2 separate regions of the Homo sapiens genome follow, and region 2 is linked to region 1. Evidence: read pairs that join two places in POLR2A ChIA-PET (ENCODE). Cell type or tissue: OCI-LY7. All regions are shown on one strand.

Region 1 (8,000 bases):
CATGATCATGCCACTGTGCTCCAACCTAGGCCACAGAGTGAGACCTTGTCTCTATAAAACAAAACAAAAGGCCGGGCGCGGTGGCTCACGCCTGTAATCCCACCACTTTGGGAGGTCGAGGCGGGCAGATCATGAGGTCAGGAGATCGAGACCATCCTGGCTAACACGGTGAAACCCCGCCTCTACTAAAAATACAAAACATTAGCCGGGCGTGGTGGTGTGTGCCTGTAGTCCCAGCTACTCGGGAGGCTGAGGCAGGAGAATGGCGTGAACCCGGGAGGTGGAGCTTGCAGTGAGCCGAGATCGCGCCACTGCACTCCAGCCTGGGCGACGAGCGAGACTCCGTCTCAAAAAAAAAAAAAAAATTATTCCTGCCGAGGGAGCCAGTGTTAAGAGCTATCACGGCTCCATTCTACAGATGAGGAAACTGGAGCACATCCTGTAAGGTCTCACTTGCCAAAATTTTTGTCTCCAAGAGAAAACCAGACCCTCCCTTACAAAACAAGTCAAAATGAGTGTAAAATCGGTTCCGTCAGGTGACAGCCATGAGGAGACGGATGGTGTCACATCTAGTGGGGGCGAGGGAATGGGCTGGAGGTATAGTGTGTCCAGTTGCAGGACCAAAAAACCTTGGCCCATAACTAACGTTCCCTGCACAGCCACCCCATGCCACACGCAGAGCCCAGGAGATCTCATCTCATCTTCACAGCACGCCTGGTGGCGAGTGCCCTCACTGTTCCCATTTTACAGATGAGGAAGATGAGGCTCAAGGAGCTGACGTCATTTATACCACACTGCTATTGAGTGGAGGACTGCAGAGTTGAACCGGGTTGCTTAGCACCTTTCCTGCTGCTCTGAGGTCCCTTAAAGTCTCTGTGAAGCGTAAGGATGGGAGGTGGGAGTCCTGAAAAACTGGTCTACCTGCTGCTGTGCGAGATTGAGTTGGGACAGTCAGCTCTCCCCTCTCTGGCCTCAGTCTTCACCCGGCAGGGAAGGGGCTCCACTGAAGGTCCTTCAGCTCTGACCTCCTGTGCTGCTCTTCATAGACCGTCAGCTGCTGCTTCCTAATGCAAATGCTGTCACTTGCCTCAGGGCCTTTGCACTTGCTGTTCTCCAGGCCAGGAAAAATATCCGTCTGGATATCCTCATGGTTCACTCCTCAAGCAACTTGTCAGAGGACACGCCCTATGAGAGCCACCACCCCCTGCCCCATAGGCATTCCCCATTCCTCTAATTATGTTGCTCCTCAGGCCACGTATCACTCTCTGGGCTATTAAAGATTATAATTATAATCTACAATGTCTATTATTAATATGTATAATATATATTTGCTTATTGTCTGAATATATTCTATTTATATATAATATTATGTATTTGCCTATTGTCTAAATCTTCCAACTAGAACGCAAGCTACTTTTTTATGTCCCTTCAGTATGCACAAACCCTGGCACATGACAGGCATTGGGTAAATATTTGTGGAATGAATGCCTGGATGCATTAAATCCATTTCTGGGCACCTACTGCACTTAAGGCAGACGGGAAATGCACGTGGTTAACCCACCACCACCAGAGCATCCAGCTCCATGCCTTTATCAACCTGGCCACCATGTTTCATCAGCAAATGTGAATTGGGGGAAATAACAGAATGAAGAGGGGGTGGCAGTAAGCCCCAGCAGGCTTCAGGACCAGATAAAGGAGGCCAAAAGATTCCATTTGCACAAAATACCATGCAGCCCTCTCCATCCCGTTAACCCGCTCTTCCTCAAGGAACTTCCAGAACAAACTATTGCCAAACACCATTGAGTTTAATTACTCAGATGATATTAATAGTGCAGCCAGCTTTAATTACAGACGACGCTGCTGCACAGGGGCTAAAGACACCCTCTGAATTGCTAGCGTCCCTTCCACCTCGCTTCTCTAGCTGAGGTCGCCATATGTGGGAGTTGATTTAGCCTTGACTCTGCCATAGAGACTTACCAGCAAGCTTTAGGAGAAGAGAGGCTTTTTGTCCCCTGCAGAATTGAATGGGGGCCACTCATGCTAGATTTCCCTAACTGCCAGAACATAGCTCTTATATAATGAAGGCCCAGGAAGGTCTGCAGAATGAGACTGGTTCGAGTTCTTAGAGAAAAGTTTCAGAAAGACGAGGGACACAGGAAGGATTCTGCTTTTCCCCCATCCTGGTGGACATGAAGGACCCAGGATAAGCTATGATGCTGCTTTATTAACGACCCTTTTTCAAAGCACTGACCCCGGCAGCAGGAATGGAATCTGGCCGCCTAGGCTTTCTGTTAATGAGATGAGAACTGAAGTTCAAAAATAAACTGTGGGAAGCCTGGTAGGGAAATACCAGATGACAAGAGGATAATCTGGTGACCAAAGGCATAAAAGGTGGCGGGGGTGGGGAGCCCACAGCTAAATCAATAACCAGGTCGGGAGGAATTTGGGGGTCAAAAGAGTGGCTTAGCTGTTAAGAACATGGTGAAAACTGACCTTGGATGGCTCCGTAAGAATCTTAGCTTTGTGGAGATATTTTTGTGCCTCTGACAAAATGCTATCTTTTAAGAAGTGTGCACAGACTTCATTTCTAGGCATGTAACCTTCACATTTAACTTGCATTTAAGCAAAATGATATGCGTGTAGGGAGGATTGCTATGGCGAGTTTTTAATTGCCAAAGACTAGAAACCACTTCAGCCTCAGCAGTTGTGGTATGGTTAAATAAACCATGCTATGTGAATGCAAATGCAAAATAATGCAGCTATTTCTTTCTTTCATTCTTTCTTTTTTTTTTTTTTTTTTTTTTGAGATGGAGTCTTGTTCTGTTACCCAGTCTGGAGTGCAGCGGCACGATCTCGGCTCACTGAAACTGCTGCCTCCTGGGTTCAAGTGATTCTCCTGCCTTAGCCTCCCGAGTGGCTGGGGTTACAGGCACCTGCCACCATACCTGGCTAATTTTCATGTTTTTAGTAGTGACGGGGTTTCATCACCACCTTGGCCACGCTGGTCTGGAACTCCTGGGCTCAGATGACTGCCCACCTTAGCCTCCCAAAGTGCTGGAGTTACAGATGTGAACCACCGCGCCCAGCCTAATGCAGCTATTAAAAAGAATGGGGGCCATGATATATATACTGAACCAGAACAATCGATGAGCTAGATAGGTAAGCGACAAAAGCAAGACACAAAATAACACGTACAGTTTGCTGCTATAAGTTAGACTGTGCTTTAAGCACCGTCTAGAGCAATCCATAAGACAATTCAGATCCTTTCTCATTAGCTGTGCAACTCTGGGTATGTTACTTTACCTCTCTGGGCCTCCGTTCCTTTCTCTCTCAACTAGAGCTTTAATAGGAGTTAGTTTGTATATCTAAAGCACATATTCTCAATAGGGATGACTGTCACCCCCACCAAGCAAGCAAAATTTGGGGGAGTATATGTGTGTGAGAAAAAAAAAATCTTAGGCTGGGCACAGTGGCTCATACTTATAATCCCAGCACTTCGGGAGGCTGAGGCGGGTGGATTAGTTGAGGTTGGGAGTTTGAGACCAGCCTGGCCAACATGGTGAAACTCTGTCTCTACTACAAATATAAAATTAGCCAGGCATGGTGGCGGGCGCCTATAATCCCAGCTACTCAGGAAGCTGAGGCACGAAAATCCCTTGAACTCAGGAGGCAGTGGTTGCACTGAGCCAAGATTGCACCACTGTACTCCAGCCTGGGCAACACAACACAACTCTGTCTCAAAATAATAATAATAGTCTTAGATATTGCAATGGTCAGCCGTCCCCCAAAGCTCAACCCTATCTGATAAAATCTTTTCCCACAGTATTTAATTTCTCTCACAAGGGAGAATTTATATTAAATTAAATTTTTCTTCTTGGGAGGGTGATAATGAAAGAAAGTAATGCTTGAGTAATACTGAGCTAAAGTACTCAGAACAGCGTGAAGCAGATGGGGTGACATTTACCTTGCAATGTCGCTGCCAAGTTTAAATACAATAATAGATGCAAAGGCCACAGTGCGAAGGCGTTTCATCAGACTCCACCGCAACAACAGGTGGCGAATGCTAATATCAACTCTCACTTCTTAGATGAAGACTCGGAGGTTTACAAAAGTGGAAAGACTAGGCCAGAGGTCAGCATCTGAGCTGGAATTTTCACCTGGTCTCTCTCTCAGACTAAGAGCTTCCTCTTTATGCTCCAGTGGTGCTTGGAGACCACATGGTCTGTTTGTTCTGGTAGCTTCCCTAAAATACATGTCAGGGCTCGGCACAGTGGCTCATGCCTGTAATCTCAGCACTTTGGGAGGCCAAGGTGGGCGGATCATTTGAGGTCAGAAGTTCAAGACCAATCTGGCCAACATGGTGAAACCCCATCTCTACTAAAAATGCAAAAATTAGCCAGGCGTGGTGGCATACACCCTAGCTACTCAGGAGGCTAAGATGGGAGAATTGCTTGAACCCACCAGGTGGATGTTGCAGTGAGCCAAGATTGTGCCACTGCACTCCAGCCTGGGTGACAGAGCAAGACTCGATCTCAAAATACTACTACTACTACTACTACTAATAATAATAATAATAAAAAAATACATGTCGAGGTCAACCCAGGCCCAGGTACCAGGATGTGTCCTTACTCTGCTGAGTATCAGCATAAGATGTCGAGTCTAGACCAGGGGACACCGTCGTAGCAGACAGCCATGAATACCTCATCCTGTCTGCTGTTAGCAAGCTGCAAAGCCTGCTGGTCCTTCCTCTTCCTCCTCTTGTGAGGCCCTCTGGAGAAATTTCCATCTGAACTGAGCACTGAGAACAGATCCACCTGCCATGAGCAATGGCCTGTGTCAATTATTTGGATACAGGGCAGTGGAAGGGACAGATTTGTTTTCCTTGATGGCAGCCAGAAAGCTCTTTGTCAAATCTCCAGTTCCCCACCATGGTGTAGGTGTTAATACCTATTCCAGCTCCAAGGTATGATGGTCCTATGGTTGTGTTTCCTTTCTTTGTCTCAGTTTTAATTTTTGCAGTCTTATTTTGTTTAGTACACCCATGCAGACTGCCATAAACCCTTCCTGAAAGAGGGATGGGTGTAAAGAGATGAATCAACAAACCACAGAACTTCAAAAGGTTCCAGAAAAAAGCCACCACTGGCACAATAACGGGTTACTCAATCCCCCAAGGCTTTTGAGGAAGACTAGGGAAGGAAGGGGTTGACCTTGGGTCTAGAATGGGTGAGGGGGAGAGAAAAGAGAAAGCGAGAGAGAGCTAGCAAGTGAGCACACATGTGACCGTGAGCTTAATGCAAGGGGATAAGCTGGGGTAGGGTTGGCAGTATGGGTAGGGAAGGGGAGTACATGGGAAAGGAAAGGGGAGGACTGGAGCTTCAGTCGTGATGGATCTTGAAAGACAGACCACTCACTGATTCCTTGGTTTACTCATTCATTCATTCAAGAACTACCATGTGCAAAGAATTGGGCTCCCTGCATGAGATACAATGATGTAAAAAATAATGACGTGGTTCCTGCCCTCATGGAAATCATATTTAGTTCAGGGGTTGGCAAACTACAGCTTTAAGACCAAATCTGGCCTGCAATCCTCTTTTGCGAACCAAAGTTTTATTGGTACACAACCACTCCCGTTCATTTGCATATTATCTACAGCTACTGTACAGCCACGCTGGCAGAACTGCTTAGCGGTGACAGAGCCCATGTGGCCAGCAAAGGCTCAGATATTTACTAATCTATCTGGTCCTCTACAGACAGTTTGCACACTTCTGCTTTAGCTGCTATTACTGTTGCTGTTGCATATTATTTGTGAGCATATAAAAATGTTTCCAATAAACAAAGAGACATGTTGATGCCCCCGTGAGTCCCCAGTTTTCTCTGCCATAAAACTGGCATAAGAGGGCCATTGTGAGGGTTCTAGGAAAAGCTCTAAGAAATAAGCCCAGAACACAGACACCTACAATCCTTTTACATTTTCATTACTAATGATATTACAATGGCTGGGAGTAAGAGGAGGAATCATTTCACGCCACATGTCTGTCTTTAAAACACATTCAGCCTTTTCACTCTGATTCTAGAAACAGGTATGATTAGTTGATCAATGGGACCTCAATCTAGACAATCCAGGCATTTGACCACATTCTCCTGATTTTTCAGATGAAGATTTTTTTTCCCATCATTTTGACATTTCTGGAACTGAGGCTTATCTTATAAACACTGTGTACATATGATTTATTAATTTGTATTTGTTAAGAGCAAATGATGTGGCAGACACACAAGATACAGGAACAAAATACATATGTGAGCAATGCATGTGTGTATATACATGTGCGTGTGTGTGTGTGTGTGTACAGGTGCATGCAGATATATATGATAGTTCATAAGACATCAATTTATGCTAACGTTGGAAGGTAAGAAGGCATAATTTATGCTTATGTTGGAAGGTAAGAAGGCAGTAACACCTTAAAGTCTGTCAGTTGGTAATAACCATCGTGGTGAAGGGAAAAAAAAGTAGATCAGAGGAACAGAGGAGAGCAGCAGTTTGCAATTTTCAGAGCAATGGCTGGGATAGCATTCCTCCCAAAATGACCTTTGATCAAAGACCAGAGGCAGGTGAGGAGCAGATGTGCTGGAATTCTGGCTTCAGGCACAGGTAAGGGCAGGTGCAAAGATGACTATCTCTGTCAGTGTGTCTTTTTTTCCCCCTCCTTCCTCCCCAAAGCTGTTGCCAACACAATACTGTCCTCCAGTCACAGAAATGCTGTATGTGGATGGTATAAGCATGCTGCGAAAAAATGCTGCAGGGATTTGGACCATTTGGACCGCGCAGGGGAGGGTGTTAAAGTGATTGTAACATGTTTTATTTCAGCTAGTTCTTCAAGCTCAGCTCCTTTGAAATAGCTGACATGTTTTCTTGGCCCTCAACCTGCTGTAAGCCTACGTCCAAAAGCGTCATATGTCAACAACCTGGTAAATCCACAGTTAAGATTTTTTTTTTCCCACAAAAAGTCATGGGAACCAAACAGGCTCTGACCAAAGTTGCTGGACCAGTTAAACCACTACCAGTTACTTCTTTGCCCACGGTGAGTAAGGCTGCTTGGGAAGGTAACCTATTTTCTCTGAATACTCTCAAAGCATTCAAGATAAATATATCTATTCATTTGTATATCCCCCAACTTGGCACAGATGAGGCCTTGGGTTTGGATAGTAAAATTTAACACTACCCTATGACATTTCAATGCTAAGTTTCTTGGCAAACTCACCAAGATTGCAGCTGTAGGCCCAGAAAGAAAGGGTGACAGCTTCCAGATGGCACAGGAATGATCTGGAAGTCCTTGCATGTTTATAGCACCACTCAGTGCCGCAGGGTGCCCACTGTGGGCCGGGGGTCATGTTTAATTTCACTAACTCCTGATGATGAGCCTGCATCATCTCCCTATTGTACAAAGGAGGCGACAGAGGTTCAGCAAAGTGCTGACTGCAAAGCCATCCCAGTTCCCCAAATCAGGATGCCCCCTTGTCTTGACCACCCAGGACAGGATGGGAGTCATTCTCCAACTTAGATTCCAGTTCATGTGTCCAATGTGAGCCTAAGACTACAGTAACTAATCTCACTACTTTCCCTATCTAGTTTCCAAAACAAAATGTCCTCTGGATAAGAGCGAACAGCAGAATGGAGTTTGTGTGTATGTGTGTGCAGCTTTAGTTTTCTTAATATTTACATATAATACAGAATACCTTCTTCTTCTTCTTTTTTTTTTTTTTTTGAGATGGAGTCTCACTCTGTCACCCAGGCTGGAGTGCAGTGGTGCGATCTCGGCTCACTGAAACCTCCGCCTCCTGGGTTCAAGCGATTCTTCTGCCTCAGCCTCCCGAGTAGCTAGGATTACAGGCATGCACCACCACGCCCAGCTAACTTTTGTATTTTTAGTAGAGACAGGGTTTCACCATGTTGGCCAGGGTGGTCTCGATCTCCTGACCTCATGATCCCTCCACCACCGCCT
Region 2 (8,000 bases), 160 kb after region 1:
CTGGTGGGCCCGTGTACACGAGGCAGCCACATCCCCCCTCACTCAAATGGTTACCTCTGGGAATGAAGACCAGAATTTCGAATTTCTTAATAGGCACTCTAAATTTGATTTGGATTGGAAATCATTGATTTTGGCTACTAATTCAAGTTTTGATTTTTAAAATTTACCTTTTCTTTAAGAAAGGAGGAAGAGGACCCTATGCTGTCATTATTCCATCTGGAGCCCACACCTGACTCACAAAGCTCTAGGTTTCCTTCTGGCTTACGTATTTCCCATCGCTGCTTTCTAGCACCCACCTTCATTGGAGGGCTGTATCTGCCTGCTCACTCCAATAAACAGTCAGTTTCCTCCAAATGTTGCTGTTGTGCGTTTTTTGTTTGCTTTAATTCTAAAAGAAAGCCAAACAGCAGTCAGCCTCCAGGCCAAAGAAGAATGAATAACCTAACTTCTACCCATTTCTAAACCACCCAGTCTTTCACTGAACATCCTTCCTTAGGAGACGTTTAGCTTAACATCTCTCCCTGCTTTCTGTCTTTAACTCACCTTCTAAACAAGAGAAAATCAGACGTCACAATTTGAAAACTATCCCTCAATAGGGTTACAAGAAAAAGCAGGCAATAAGAGCATTTTACATCCACAACAGAATCATCTGCAATACTTGATGACAAGCAAACGGGGTTCTCAGTGTCTTTCATAACAGCTGCCCCTTTTGAGCTAGGATAAAAGAAAGTGCAAAAGAGAGACAATGAATAGGCTTTTATTTCAAAGAGAACATCTGCAAAGCATAGTCCTCCATTAAAAAATAAACAGAAAACAGCCACTAGTCTGGGGAAAAAAATAAGATTTCCCATTACATCTCTAATTAATAAAGCCCCATTTCAAAAGGAAAAAAGAAGAAGAAAAAAAAGAATAACTTTTTCACATCCCCAAAGAAAGGATGCTTAATGAGGTAACTGTTGTATTACTTGATCCATCTAGTCTGGTTTTAATACTATCCTTAAATAATGTATACATTAGCTTTCCATTACCAAAAACATTTGTTTATTTTATGAACGTGAGTCTGGTTGAGAGCTGAGACTCTGCAAAATTATCATGCCGTCCTTGGGCTCCCGGCTTTTATTGCTTCTCCCCTCGCTCATTATGAAATGATTAGTTGTCTCCGATGCCCTTTTGAATTGCTGCTAACGTTGTACTGCGGTTCTGTTACCCTGGTTCTGAATAGGAGAGTCTTGGTTCAGGGTTAAGTTAATGTAGTCATTACTGGCCCATTTGGGGACCCATTCATCATGCTAATTTCATGTCCAACACTTGGGGGAATAGAGTACAAATACTCAACGTGAAGCAAATGCACAGTGAATCCAAAAGACGCACATGAAATGTCCAGAACTCAGTCACAGAAGACAGGCATGGGGAGCTCTGGGGCCATTACTTTCCATAACTGTGGGAGCAATGCAGACATCAGAGAGGGCCTCCAATGGGGAATTCCTTTCCAAGGGACCCAGAGCACAGTTCCTCCTAACATCTAACTTTAATCCTTTCCACTTGAACTTCAGAACAAAACAGCACAGCTGTTTACCAGAGGAGCAAAGACTCTTCAAACTGGTTAAGTTGACATTGACCAAACCTTGGCCATCTCAGCACTTCCTTGATCGTCATTAACCAACCAAGCTGCAATCAGGATTTGAAATCCAGTTAGAGTTTGCTTATGTGTTTTCATTTTGTTAACCCACTTCTTCTTACTTAAATGCCACTTTACCTGCATGTTAAACGAGAAGAGTGTTGAAGCTGCCGTTTTGATTGGCTGGTTATATTTCTGTATTTTCCATAATATACATTTAAAGAAATATACAGCGATTAATAATTTCTTTAAATATTCACCCAAGAAGAAGAGAGTGCATCTGGGATGTTGTCAGTGCTATGATTCCTGGTCTAGGATACTCGGATGTGTTCAGTTTGTGAGAATTCATCAAGTTGTATATTTAGAGTAATGTTTGTATCATATGGTTTTGTTGGGAAAAAAGCAACTAAAAGAACGCAGGCAATATTTAAGAAGTGAGCCAGACGTGGTGGCTCACGCCTGTAATCCCAGCAGTTTGGGAGGCTGAGGTGGGAGGATCACTTGATCCCAGGAGTTCCAGACCAGCCTGGGCAACATAGCAAAACCCCACCTCTTCAAAAAATACAAAAATTAGCCGGGCATGGTGGCACGCACCTGTAGTCCCACCTACTCAGGGGGCTGAGGTGGGAGGACTGCTTGAGCCTGCGAGGTCAAGGTTGCAGTGAGCTGAGATCAAACCACTGCATTCTAGCCGGGGTGACGTAAGGAGTCCCTGTCTCAATAAATTAACAAATAAATTTAAGAAGTGAATAAATGTTGTACAGATACGAATAGTAACTTTTTATAAAGAGTTTTTACAGAATATCTGCCCTTGTAGCACCTCCAACCACTGGTGCATCACGATTGGTGTCTATACCATATTTTGGATTCCTGGGGCTCGTTTAGGACTACTATGGCAAAAGGCATGATCCAAAATAAATCCTTACCCCTGAATAAGTAAAATAAATCCACCCATCCAAAACAAATGCTTATCCACAGCTCTTTCTTTTCGTTCAGCTCCCTAATGGTTTCCTTCGCTGCATTTGTAACAATCTGATTTTTTGCAATGTTCTTGTTTGTTTTTATTGGGAGGTCATCCTGCCCCCAAACCATAAAGAGCATGAGGGCAGGGTCACATCTGTCTTTCCCCCTGCTGTGCATAAGGCCTGGCACACAGCAGACCCCAACCAGTATCTGATGAATGAATGGATGAGTAGGTGGGAAATTTCCAGTGGATTTCACTCATTCATTCTCTCCCTGTCCCCCACGGGTTACAAGACGCTGTGAGGAAGGAACGCAGACAACCCCGTCTGAACACTCCCACATTGTGCTGCTTGAAGACATGAGCCCCGTCTTCCATTCACATGGGGCTTTCTGAGCTTCAAAGCACTTTCTCATCTGTTTATCAAATTTAATCCTCACAACCCAGGGAGGGAGGCAGGCTTATTAGCATCATCTGATGAAGTGCCAAAAAGACACAGAGATGAAAGTCACGGTCCGTCCCTGACAGCGCTGGGACCAAGCCAAGGTGCTCAGGAATGTTCTACTTTTCCACCTCCCCCTTGTCTCTAAAGACTCCCAACTTCCCAATGCGTGTTATTGGGGGACAAGGTCACGGGAAACACAGAGTGAGGGGCAGATGACTCAAAGGAGGCTGTCACTCACACTCCCTGCAGAGGGGAAACAGGTTTATCAAATTGCGGAATGCATGATTCTATTTCTGTCGGGGACATTTGCCTTCAGGATGGCCTCATGCTTATAAGAATTTGCATATTCTGGGTCTCCACCACCAGCTAGGCGGGGAGGGAGACTCCATCATGCCAGGGCAAGGCACAGGCAGTGAGAGGCAAATAAGTGCAGTGAATAAGCCACATGGGAATAGGGTAACCACAGATGCTCATTTTTATGTCTTCATAGTGAACACGGAGGTCTTCCAAATGGGCTGCAAACTCAACAGCCAAGAGGGGCCAGCCAGGTGCCACAGGTGACAGGAGAGATCTTAGGGGGACTCTTAGGGACCCAGTGGGTCTGCAGTATCACCATTCCTCAGCTTGGCTGTTTAACACCAAGCAAGCACCGTGGACCCTGTATTGCCGGATCTTATGACTTTTAAAAGAATTCCAAAAATCTACGCTGTCTCACGGCATATCCTAATCTTTAAATTCCAGGGCCTATTTATTCTAACACACCGTGTGGACAAAATCAAACCCACCCACGGGCCATGGATTTGAAAGTCCTCCTGGCTCTAGCAAACATCTCCTACGATGTGGCTGCATCAGGTGGCAGAGCAGAGCACTGACCATGACCCAGAGCTGTGCCTCACCATCAAGCCCTGCCAGGTAGGTGCCATCATGGCCCCTGTGCTTCAGACAAGGAGACTGAGCTCCAGAGAGGCAAAGTGCCATACCACCGATGATGTCAGACCACTGTCTTCTTCCTCAACATCACACGACCTGCCTCCCAGGCCCCACAGCATCTGCCCATCTGCTCCCCTGGATCATTTCCAGGGTTGTTTCATGAGCTACAAGAAGAAGAGCTTGGGCCCCATGAGCAGAGCAGCCCAGGCCTCATGGACAGTTCTGGGATGGCAGAGACCTCAGGGCTCCCAGGGCTCTGAATCATACTACTTACTCCTTGCCCTGACCTTCCCAGAGGACACCTCCCTTGTGTGTTCAAGAGGTCACCATGGGAAAGGGTATAGGCAATGAACCAGGCTAGGATGTGAGAGTGATCTCCCTAGAGATCGGCCACTTATCAGCACGGGCTCTAACTCTTGCCTGCTAGACTGGTCCTCCTGGAGGGCAGGAGGCACATTGGTCCTGTTCACCAAGGTGGTTCCAGTGCTGGACACAGGGACTGGTACCTTCTAACTGCAGGAGTGGAGGATGGGTAGATAGGTGGATGAATGGATCGATGGGTAAATGGATGGACAGATGGATGGATGAATGGACAGAGGATGGATGAATGGACGGATAGATGGATGGATGGATGCTTAGACAAATAGATGAATGGACTGATGGATGGATGGATGGATGGATGGGTGGACAAATGCATGCATAAATAGATGGAGGCAGGGGGAGAATGAGGGGCTAGAGTCAACGGACTTACTGACTCTGAACTGGGTAGACTGAGAACACAGCCTTTGGAGACACCACCCAACTTCAATTTCTAGTTTGGACACTTCACATCTGCTTAATTTTCATCCAACTTATTGCCTTAGTTTTCATTATTTCAATCAGTAAAACAGAAATGAAAATAATAGCTCTTAACTTGCCAGATGTTATAAGAATTCAATAAAAGCATGTCTTTTTAGTCCTTCCACAGTGTTTGGTGCATTCGATAAATGCACCTCATCATCACCATAGTTGCAATGTTTGTGCCTCCTGGGTAGGGAACATTTGCATCAACCTCTCTGCCCCACAAACTCATCTTAAACTGAAACCACACATCTTGTGGCCAAAAATTATGGCAAAGCGTGCCCTGGGAGGAGAAACAAATGCCTCTTACCACATTACCTCATTAGCATCCACTGACACATTAGCCTGGATTAGATGTCCAGATAAGCAGTAGTCACCTGGCTGGGACAAACTAGGCCTGGGACAGGACAAATCCATTCATTGCCCCTAGGTGGCCCTGAAAGATGAGACACCCTCGTCCACACACACAAAGCTTGAGAATGGGTCCCACCCCTTCCTCATCTGGCAGGGTGTCTGGGTTTGCAGTTCCTGACACTAATAATGCCAGTGTCCAGGTTCAGGGCTAAGGTGACACCCCACCCCACACCCATCTTCTTTGTGATGCCTCTGGCTTCCAATCGGGAAGGGGGCAACCGAACCCAGAGAGCACATGGGCACCATCTGATGAGCATCTGCGGGCAAACGGGTAGTTTCTGTTGCAGGCGGAAGGAAGTGTCCGCAAGATGATCCGCACTGCATGTTTATTGAGGTAACTCTCCAGTGTGCTGCAGACCCAGGCTCTCAGGTACAAGTGGCGGGCTCCTCAGTGGGCCAACCACAGAGCGGTCTGAAGGAATGGAGCAGCAGGAAGTCTGTTGTGGTTGAAAGAAAGGCCATTGTCCCCGGCCAAAGAACCCTGAACAATATCCTCTTGCCCCCTCCTCCGCTTCTCCCTTGGTTAGAGAGAGCTGAATTCAAGACTCCTCTCTCTAGCCAATTTCAACTTCCATTCTTGACTGTTGAAAATATAATAGTACACAGCTTGAAGGATTAAATGAGTTCATGCACAAAGAGGGTTTAGAACAGTGCCTGGCAAACAGAATAGAGAACGCAGAAATAAACCCACACTTTAATATCAACTCATTTTTGACAAAGGCTGGGGAAAGGAAAGTCTTCGATAAGTAGTGCTGGAAAAACGGGATAGCCATTACCTATGGATAAACTTAAGAATGAAACTAGGCCCCATCACTCACCATACACAAAAACCAAATCAAAATAGATTAAAGACTTAAATCTAAGACCCGAGACTATGAGACGACTAGAGAAAAAAACATTGGGGAGACACTTCAGGACGCTGAGCAAGAATTTTTTTTGGGTAAGACCACAAAAGCACAGGCAACAAAAGCAAAAATAGACAAACGGGATCACATCAAGCTACAAAGCTTCTGCACGGCAAACAATCAACAAATTAAATAATCTACAAAATGGAAGAAAATATTTGCAAACTACCCATCTGACAAGGGATTAATAACCAAAATATATAAAGAACTCAAACAACTCAACAGCAAAAAAACAAGTAGTCCAATTTTTTAAACAGGCAAAAGAGCTGAACAGATATTTCTCAAAAGAAGACATACGAATGGCCAATGGATATATAAAAAAATGCACAGCATCACTAATCACCAGGGAACTGTGAGTCAAAAGCACAGTGAGATATCATCTCACCCCACCTGAAAGGGCTTTTATCAAGAAGACAAAAAATAACAGACGCTGGTGAGGATGTGAGAAAATGGAACACTCATACACTGTTGGTGGGAATGTAAATTAGTACAGCCACTATGGAGAAGAGTATGAAGGTTCTTCACAAGCTAAAAACAGAACTACCATATGATCTGGCAATCCCACTACTGTGTCTACACAGGAAAGGATTAATTATCCAAAGGAAAGGAAATCAATAAATCCAAGAGCTATCTGCACTCCCATGCTTACTGCAACATTCTTCACAATAGCCAAGATATGAAATCAAGTTAAGTGCCCATCGGTGGATGAATGGATAAAGAAAATGTGGTAAACACACACAGTGGAATATTAGCCAGCTGTTAAAAAGTGAAATCCTGTCATTTGCAGCAACATGAATAAACCGGAGGCCATCATACTAACTGAAATAAGCCAGGCACTTAGAGACAAATATCACATGTTCTCACTCCTATGTAGGAGCTAAAAAAAGTAGATGACAAGAAGATAGAGAGTAGATAGGTGATTAGGGGAGTAGGGAGGAAGATGTTGATTGGAAGGATAAAAATCCAGTTAGATAGAAGGAATAAGCTCTAGTGTTTGGTAGTCCAGTAGGGTGATTATCATTAACAATAATCTATTGTATATTTCAAAATAGCTAGAAGACCCGGGCACAGTGGCTCACATCTATAATCCCAGCACTTTGGGAGGCCAAGGCAGGCAGATCACCTGAGGCCAGGAGTTTAAGACCAGCCTGGCCAACACGGCAAAACCTCATCTCTACTAAAAATACAAACAGAATTAGCCAGGTGTGGTGGCGGGTGCCTGTAATCCCAGCTAATCAGGAGGCTGAGGCAGGAGAATTGCTTGAACCTGAGAGGCGGAGGTAGCAGTGAGTCAAGATTGTGCCACTGCACTCCAGGCCGGGCAACAGAGCAAAACTGTCTCAAAAAAAAAAAAAAAAAAAGGAGCTAGAAGAGAAGAATTTCAGTGTCTCTGACAAAAAAGTAAAGATAAATGTTGGCGGTAATGAATATCCCAATTACTTTAAGTTAATCATTACACATTATATGAACCTATCAAAATATCACATGTACCCCAAAATATGTCAAACTATTATATATCCATTTTTAAAACCACCTAACACATCATAACTGCCATGCAGTCATTATTATTATTATTATCATTATTACTACCCTTGTATTTGCATCATGAGTTAGGGGTCTGATTCAATATAAATTGCATGTCTGCTTCTTTTCTAGGGTTGGTAACTTTTTAGGAATCTGCAACAAGAAGTGAGAAAAGTAGAATAAAGATTTTTGGGGCTGGGCAAAGTGGCTCAGGCCTGTAGTCCCAGCATTTTGGGAGGCCGAGGCGGGCGGATCACGAGGCCAGGAGTTCGAGAGCAGCCTGGCCAACATGGTGAAACCCTGTCTCTACTAAAATACAAAAATTAGCCAGGCGTGGTGGTGCACGCCTGTAATCCCAGCTAC

What was found. ChIA-PET counts read pairs that join two places held together with the same protein. Peaks named below come from ENCODE experiments on the same cell type or tissue, not always from the same donor. Only the 100,000 strongest peaks of a DNase experiment are listed, where the experiment ranks them.
Region 2: POLR2A ChIA-PET joins it to region 1 with 18 read pairs; 7 of 35 experiments call an interaction of 5 or more read pairs at or near these places.

The regions. Positions count from the first base shown.
Region 1 is chr16:17,297,671-17,305,670 of GRCh38, forward strand. All of the region lies in intron 2 of XYLT1 (xylosyltransferase 1), which reads right to left. Among named protein-coding and RNA genes, the nearest start is that of XYLT1, 170 kb to the right of the region's middle. RefSeq lists a silencer at 5,744-5,813. In OCI-LY7, CTCF peaks have their summits at 7,408 and 7,615; DNase peaks (open chromatin) are centred at 4,121, 4,701 and 5,651; H3K4me3 peaks cover 4,370 bases; H3K27ac peaks cover 6,055 bases.
Region 2 is chr16:17,457,035-17,465,034 of GRCh38, forward strand. All of the region lies in intron 1 of XYLT1 (xylosyltransferase 1), which reads right to left. LOC107987234 (a long non-coding RNA gene) reads right to left here. Exons shown (of 2, transcript XR_001752091.2): 2 at 1-8,000. Among named protein-coding and RNA genes, the nearest start is that of XYLT1, 9.9 kb to the right of the region's middle. RefSeq lists an enhancer at 5,091-5,140. In OCI-LY7, CTCF peaks have their summits at 5,190 (motif pointing right) and 5,393; DNase peaks (open chromatin) are centred at 2,987, 3,377, 5,247, 5,557 and 2 weaker places; H3K4me3 peaks cover 4,574 bases; H3K27ac peaks cover 5,282 bases.